Regions from separate parts of the Homo sapiens genome. Here region 1 is linked to region 2. Evidence: chromatin contacts called from ENCODE Hi-C or POLR2A ChIA-PET data. All regions are on one chromosome and are shown on one strand. Each heading gives the region's core, a stretch centred on a gene start or an enhancer-like site at or near the end of the contact. The rest is flanking DNA. Distances are from core to core; before and after follow the strand shown. Region 1 has its middle 26 kb from the start of TTLL2. Region 2 has its middle 4.8 kb from the start of GPR31.

What was found. Hi-C counts contacts between places; a loop is a spot of excess contacts on that map. ChIA-PET counts read pairs that join two places held with the same protein, here RNA polymerase II (POLR2A). Pooled maps may share reads with other maps.
Region 1: a loop to region 2 is called in a map with no recorded cell type, with 6 times the contacts of the local background. The contact joins two enhancer-like sites. A Hi-C loop is called at or near these places in 1 of 37 single-sample maps with no recorded cell type and 4 of 50 pooled maps. POLR2A ChIA-PET finds 5 or more read pairs at or near these places in 3 of 52 experiments (all WTC11).

Annotation. Positions count from the first base shown.
Region 1 is chr6:167,349,122-167,352,941 of GRCh38, reverse strand. No RefSeq gene overlaps it. Among named protein-coding and RNA genes, the nearest start is that of TTLL2, 26 kb to the right of the region's middle. RefSeq lists enhancers at 1,167-1,461, 1,285-1,963 and a silencer at 1,674-1,943. Within about 2 kb of position 1,426, at least 16 of the 41 ENCODE cell types and tissues checked have a DNase peak (open chromatin) inside an H3K27ac peak, as active enhancers do.
Region 2 is chr6:167,151,385-167,155,033 of GRCh38, reverse strand. No RefSeq gene overlaps it. Among named protein-coding and RNA genes, the nearest start is that of GPR31, 4.8 kb to the left of the region's middle. Within about 2 kb of position 1,978, at least 7 of the 41 ENCODE cell types and tissues checked have a DNase peak (open chromatin) inside an H3K27ac peak, as active enhancers do.

The DNA.
Region 1 (3,820 bases), core at 177-2,676, 200 kb before region 2:
CTCACCGCAACCTCCGCCTCCCGGATTCAAGCAATTCTCCTTTCTCAGCCTCCAGAGTAGCTGGTATTACAGGCACCCACCACCATGCTTGGCAAATTTTTTGTATTTTTTTTTTTTTTAGTAGAGACGGGGTTTCTCCATGTTGGTCAGGCTGGTCTCAAACTCCTGACTTCTGGTGATCCACCCACCTCGGCCTCCTGATTTAGCAAAATTCTTAAGGGCCCTAGGATTTTCGGAATAGTAAATGAGATTGGCCGCAAGTTTAAGTCACCAGCTGCATTAGCTCTTAGCAAGAGACATCCTGTCCTTGGAAGTTTGAAGATAGGCATTGACTTCTCCTCTCTAGCTATGAAAGTCCTAGATGGCATCTTCTTCCAACAGAAGGCTGTTTCATCTACACTGACAATCTGTGGTTTGGTGTGGCCACCTCCATCACTTACCTTAGCTAGGTCTCTGGATAACTTGCTGCAGCTTCTCCATCAGCACTTGTTGCTTCATGTTGCACTTTTATGTTATGGACATGGTTTATTTCCTTAAACCTCATGAACCAACCTCTGCTACATTCAAACTTTTCTTCTACAGCTTTCTCACTCCTCTCAGTCTTTGCGGAACTGAAGAGAGTTGAGGCCTTGCTCTGGATTAGGCTTTGGCTTGAGGGATCCATATCAGCAATAAAGCTGTTTCACTTTCTCGTCATTCATGTGTTCACTGAAGCAGCACTTTTAATTTCCTTTAAGAGGTTTTTCTTTGCATTCACAACTGAGCTAACTCCTGGGTGCAAAAGGCCTTGCTTTCAGTCTATCTTAACTTTGAACAGGCTTTCCCCACTAAGCTTAATCATCTCTAGCTTTCGATTTAAAGTGAGAGATGTGTGTCTCTTCCTTTTACTTGAACACTTAGAGGCCGTTGTAGGTTATTAATAGTGTAATGGGAATAGGGAGGCCTGAGGGGAGGGAGAGAGATGGGGGCAGCTGGTCAGTGGAGCATGTGGAACACACGTGACATTTATTACGTTTTCTGTCTTACGTGGGTGCAGTTGTTGGTTCCCCAAAACAATTACAGAGTAAAATCGAAGATCACTAAGTACAGATCACCATGACAGATATAATGATAATGAAAAAATTCGAAATATTACAAGAATTACCAAAATGTGAAACAGAGATATGAAGTGAGCACAAGCTGTTTGAAAACGGGACCCACAGATGTGCCCCAACGGAGTTACCACAAACTTCCAATTTGTAAAAACAAGTGCAGTATCTGCGAGGCACAATAGAGCAAGGCGCAACAAAACGAGGTCCGCCTGTGCGTGCGAACCCCTCGCAGGGAGGCTGTAAACACAACGCAGGAACATCATGAAAAAGCCCGTTCCGGCGCTGGGCTGCAGAGGGCGCTGTCGGGTAAACAGGTCATTTCGCGGCACAAAGCAGCTCACAGCGCATCTCTGAAGTAACGCGGTCAACGCGGTCAGATTCACCTTTCCAACATGTGCCATGCAACAAACTGGGTCACTGAAAACCGCGGAAGTTTATTCCTCACCCCCCCCCCCGCCCCCGGACCAGGTGGGTTGCGCCCTCAGGGAGCTGAGCCGTCCCCGTGAGGCCCCTTCGCTGCCAGCACAGTTCAGCTGTGCCGTCCCCAGCGCTGCGGTGCCTGTAGCTGGTGTGCGGAGGAATCGTGGTCAGAAATGTGCACACGTGGTCCAGACAGACGGCCCCGTGAGTCTCCGAACAGAAAAGAGGGGGGCGAGGCGGAGTCCTGAAGGCTAGGCTTGCAGAGGCGGGAGAACCAGGCAGGGGGCCACGGGCCTGCGGGGCTCCGGACAGCGACAAGGGCGGCGCCCCCCACCCGCCTGCGCTCCCGGAAGGCCGAGTCTGTCAGCGCTGCCTGCGGTGTGTGGCAGCTGCGCGCTCCTTCCCTGTGGGGCAGAGCTGGCTGGAGCCACCGCCTGAAGAAACTGGGCTCTGTCCTCCGCTCCGGGGAGGGGATCGTGGCCAGTGGATGCTGAGTTCCTTCTGTTGCCTGCCGCAGCCCACAGCGAAGTCACTCTGAAGAGCATCTCGCTGGCCTGCGCTTCTGCTTCTAGGCGGCTCTGACCTTGACACCCCTTTCCTCTTCTGCTTATGCCTTCGAATCCTACATTAAGGGAAATGGGGATCCTGTTTTGAAACCAAATGAGAAAGAACCACAACCCTCAACTTCAAAACACTTCCAGTCTCCTGAAGGTTTTTTAGATTCGGAGATCTCCACCCATTTCCCAGGGTCCTTGAAATGTTTCCTGGAGCCGCGCCTCTCCCAGTGCTCTGGCTGGAGACAGCAGCGGTGGCTGTCTTCCTCCGCGTCCTTGTGAGCACCCAGTTTGGGGTGGAAGAGTCAAAAAAAAAAAAACCCAGGAACGCCCCACCCTGTCGTTCTCAGGGTCCCCCGGCTCCCCCGGGCTTCCTCTCTCCGCCTCTCGTCTTCCTGCGTTTGTCTGATGGGCACTGCCCGAGGTTTCCGGTTGCACCTGCGGGACGGAGGAAAACGCACGCCTGTTCCATCTTCTTAGGAGGGGAATTCTGAGGCTTTTTGAATGACCACCGTGTAGCGCCTTAATTCTCCTTCACTTTCACCGGTTTTGTCTGCCCCACCTCAGGAAGACTGTCTGTGTTCTTTCCTCCATAGCCCGGGCACCGAAGGCACATGCCGTGCATACAAATTTCCTGTCTCGTCTCAGACTCCACGTGAGCTCGTTATTACTTCAATTTAATCTGCGCACGTTTCACCCTAGGAGAGATACTGCCAGATGTGGCAGCTTCTCCTGACAGATGGCCCGAGGCCATTCTTGCCCTAAAACTTCAAATGCTCACATAAAACCATCCTTCCTAACAACACAGGTTTTCCCATTTCTGTGAGGTTGACCTTTACACCTGAAGAGTCATCGAAACCCAGCTAGTGATAAAGAAGTGAAGATTTCAAAAAAACGGAGGGAGAATGGAATCTGGTCTCTGGTTTTCAAGCGATTCCAGTTGCTTGATTTAGTCTCATTGGAATGTTTGAGCATTTGAGGAAAAGGCCCTTAACTCTATTTGCCAAACCCCATAAAGTAGGAGCTGAACTGACATTTAAAATCGGAGCAGCCTTGACGGGCTTGCGTTCTTACTTGCGTCCTTTAAATCTTTCCTGGAACAGAGTTGAGAACGTATAAATGTATAAATGCGTGAAAACAGGCAATGAACAAAGTGTTCATTCCAGTCTCGTGTCTAAATTCCCCGGAACATGTTTTTTCTCCTGCCTTTTCTCTGAACTCCATGCAGGTCAAGTCACAGCCTTTTTTTTTTTTTTCTTTTTTCACAGACTCTCACTCTGTCTCCCAGGCTGGAGTGCAGTGGCGCGATCTCAGCTCACTGCAACCTCCGCCTCCCAGGTTCAAGCAATTCTCCTGCATCAGCCTCTGGAGTAGCTGGGACCACAGGTGCACACCCCCACGCCTGGATGAGGTCATAGGCTTTGTCAGCTGTACCCGCAGTCTCCCTGTGCACCCAGCCACGGTTAGAGGTCACTGTCTTGACCCTGGCGGTGACCCTTGCTCTTTGCAGTTGTGCCACCCACTCTGCATCCCTACTTGCAGCAGCTTAATCTGGCCTCTTTCAAAATAATTTCAACCGACGGTAATTGTATATATTTCTTAGGTACAATGTGAAGTTTTGATGTATGTTTGCATTGTGGAATGATTGAATGAAGCTAAATAACATATCCATTACTTTACAGGCATCATTTTTTCTGTGTGAAGAAAACATTGAAAATCTATTATTTTAGCAATTTCGAAATATACACTACATTA
Region 2 (3,649 bases), core at 729-3,228:
TTCTGCTGTTGGATGTTGAGATCCATAACTCTCTGCACAGGTGGAATCCACACAGTGAAGTGGCATGGCCCCCTGACAGATGCCCTGTAGGAATAGACCCCCACAGGTGGGGACAGATGCCCTGTAGGAATAGACCCCCACAGGTGGGGACAGATGCCCTGTAGGAATAGGCTCCCACTGGAGGGATACAGCCCACCCCTCCACTCACAGGAAAAGCTCTGCAGTCCAGCACTGTGCGCGGGAATGTCATGGGGCTACAGACTCTCCCAAACCCCTTGATCTATGGCTTTTTCCCTGGGAATGCACTGTCTTTTCTCCAGGATACCACAACTTTCTGTACACTCTGCCTTCCCTGTGTGCATTTTTAGCCTGGCAAAATGCGCCTATATCTGGGGTGGTGTCAGCTCCACACCGCTGTCTCTCGAGTTCTTTCTGACATCTCCTGGGTGGAGCTGGCAGCCCTCCACTCTGCTCACAGGTGTGCCTGATGCAGCGCTGCAGGCCTGGGGGGTCCAGAGCTTTTAGGAAGCCCTGATACCTCGGCCAGCCCCGGGCGTTCTGGTTCAGTTGGCCTGGGGAGGAGCCTGGGCACTGGTAGGTCTGAAGTCCCCTCATTAATTCTATCAATGGGCAGTCAGGTCTAAGACTCGCCGGGTGAGTGGCTCAGGGCCTGGGCAACAACATCCTGCCCCATCACTTCTTAGCTCTGTGACCTGGGACAGAAGGGGACTTCTGTAAAATGGGGATAGTAAAATGTACCTCGTGGGATTATGGTGGGGATTAAGTAAAATAACACAAAACATTTAGCACAGTATGTCATAAGCATCAGTAAATACTAATTTGCTGTTTTTAAGTGATCACACAATTCTATTTTCATTGCTTACTTCCCCAACCAGATTGTGGGGGCTTTGGGGACATAGTTTTTCCCTCTGTATTCTCAACACAGAACCTGGCATGGGAAGGGTGTCTTATGAACTGGAAGTTGAAAAGTTCTGTTAAATCAAAGGTTGATTATCATTCTTCTTGTGTAGCAGATCCTTTTGGGATCTCCTATGGCTATTCTGTGTGCCTCATTTCGCTTCTCACATCTATGAAATGGGACTTTTCTTGTCCCTTGGGAGGCTGAGGATCACGCGAGTGGCCCCCACCTCCGGGGATGTTTCTCACGTGTCCAGCCCCATCTCATCAAAGGAGCATCCACAGCACTGCACATAGATGGGGTTTCTTCTTCAAAGAGATGAGATAACAAGGGTCTTATTCTTCTCCACGTTATTGTCTCTGAATAAGGAAATGACTCAAAAGGGAAGTGTGGACAGACGGTGAATGGCGAGTCTCAGGACCACGACTGTTTTGCTGCCAATAGCAAGTTCCAGTTTCTTTTCTCCCGTGACTCACTTGCTGTGATGAGGCAGGGGCACCATCATGTCTGAGAGTCATGCAAATCGGCACCGTCAGAATTCTGGCAGATCCAGGAAAGACAGCCAGGAGCTTCAGTTTCCACGGGAGTGATGAATTTCTTGTCCATACGGAGGCAATGCTATCAGCTGGGAAACTCCGTTAGTTGTTTCTCTTTCTAAAATCTACTGGGTGACAGCTAGAGAAAGCTCGTCCTCTGTCTTCTCATAATCATTTCTGCCAGTAATAAAATCAACACTTTCGGTTTATTTAAAGGTCAGGACAATAAAAGGACTCTGCATTTGCCTGTGAGCATGGCTGGGGACTGTGAAATGCATTTCGTGACTCCCAGGGGCTTCCAGAACATTCCACTAAGTACTTGTGAGGTCCTCAAATAATAGCCATCCTCATAATGCCTCTTTAGCGTGTGTGGTAAAAGATACATAAAATGTATCATTCTCATCATTTGTAAGTGCAATTCAGTGCCTTTAAGTACATCACACTGCTGTGCAACCACCACCACCGGCGACCGCCAGAACTCTCCTCGGCTGGTAAAACTGAAACTCTGCCCCATTATATAGCAACCCCCCACTTCCGTTTCCCCGGCCCCAGTCAACAACCACTCTACTTTCTCTCGCTATGGATTTGACCACTCTATGTTCCTCCTATGACTGGAAACCTATAGGATTTTCCTTTTATGGCTAGATTATTCTACTTAGCATGATATCCTCAAGGCTCACCCATGTGACGGCTTGTGTCAGAATTTCCTTTTTGTTGAAGGATGAATGATATTCCACTGCTTGCATACACCACATTTTGCTTATCCACGCATCCATGGGTTACATTCACCTTTTGGTTGTTGTAAATAGTGCTGTTGTGAACACAGGTGTACAAACATCTCTTGGAGACCTAGTTGAGTTCTTTTGCAGATATACCCAGGAGTGGAATTTCTGAATCATATGACAATTCAGTGTTTGATGTTGTGAGGAACTGCCATATTGTTTTCACAGCAGCTGCACTTTTTGCATTCCCACCAGCAGCACACAAGGGTTCCAGTTTCTTCATATCCTCACCAACACTTGTTCTTCTCCAGCTTGTTTGTCTGTTTTTATAGTAGCCATCCTAATGGATGTGCAGTGGAAAAGTGCTTCTTTGAAAATCAGGAAATGCTTAGTATCTTCAGAAACTAAGAAGAAATCTCTGTAGCTGGAACCTGGACACTACAACCAGGCCGACAATAAGTGTACGATGTGGCCACACCACACTCTAGTCCATGAGCTCACAGGCCATCTCCATTTTTAAGTCTTCTTTGTCACTGAAATCGCAGGTTAGAGGACAAGTGTATCCAGGAATTCTGTCAGCATGACCGTGATCAGTGGCAGAGCGTCCTCGTGACAGCTCCATGTGCCATTGGATCATCTCCTCTCATGCCACCAAGCTCTGCAATTAGAACAGGAGCCTGAACCTCCCATTCCATCACACAGCTAAAGAGCAGCAGAGATAAGACTCAAACTGAAGGCCTACAGTCTTTAAGTCTAGGAAACTGCAGCATCTCCGCTCGTCTCATACTCCACATTTTGGTTTACGGTTCACTGGACTGGAAGCTTGTAGGCCCTCGGTTTGGGTCTTATCTCTGCTGCTCTTTAGCTGTGTGGTCTTGGGCACAACAACACATGATGTCTACTTTTTTACCTGAAAAAAAATGAAGATGGTTGCACCTTCTTCAAGGGACTGTGGGGACGGCTGAACAAGCACACAAAAGTGCCACTCAAAACCACCCAGGGGAATTCAGCTGCTTGCAGGCCAGACCCTGCCCGACATGCAGAGGAGTGATCAACGTTTCCCTCGGTGTAACTTAGAAGGCCACATTCTCCTCTCCACAAATGGCGCAAGATTTTTCAATAAAAGGGGGACCCTTAAAAAATATTGTGTGGTTTGTGGTGAGAAATCAAAAGTACAGTGAAAACAGAAGAGCGAAATACCTTCTCTTTTGTCTTCCTTGAGTAAGACCCTTTCTCCTGCCTTCCTCCCAGCATTGCAGCAATGCTGCTGTTACACAGAGAGCCCAGCCCTCTTGTTTTCTTCTTTCTCTGCAGGTAATGCTCCCTTACTCCTTCACTCTCTGACATTTCAAAACCCAGTTCAGCTAATGACCTTCCTTTACAAGAATGTGACAGGCACTCCTATACGGCCCTGGCTGTTTTATCTTCGCTTCCTCATAATCAGCCTGCTGTGATTTGAATGTCCTCTCCAA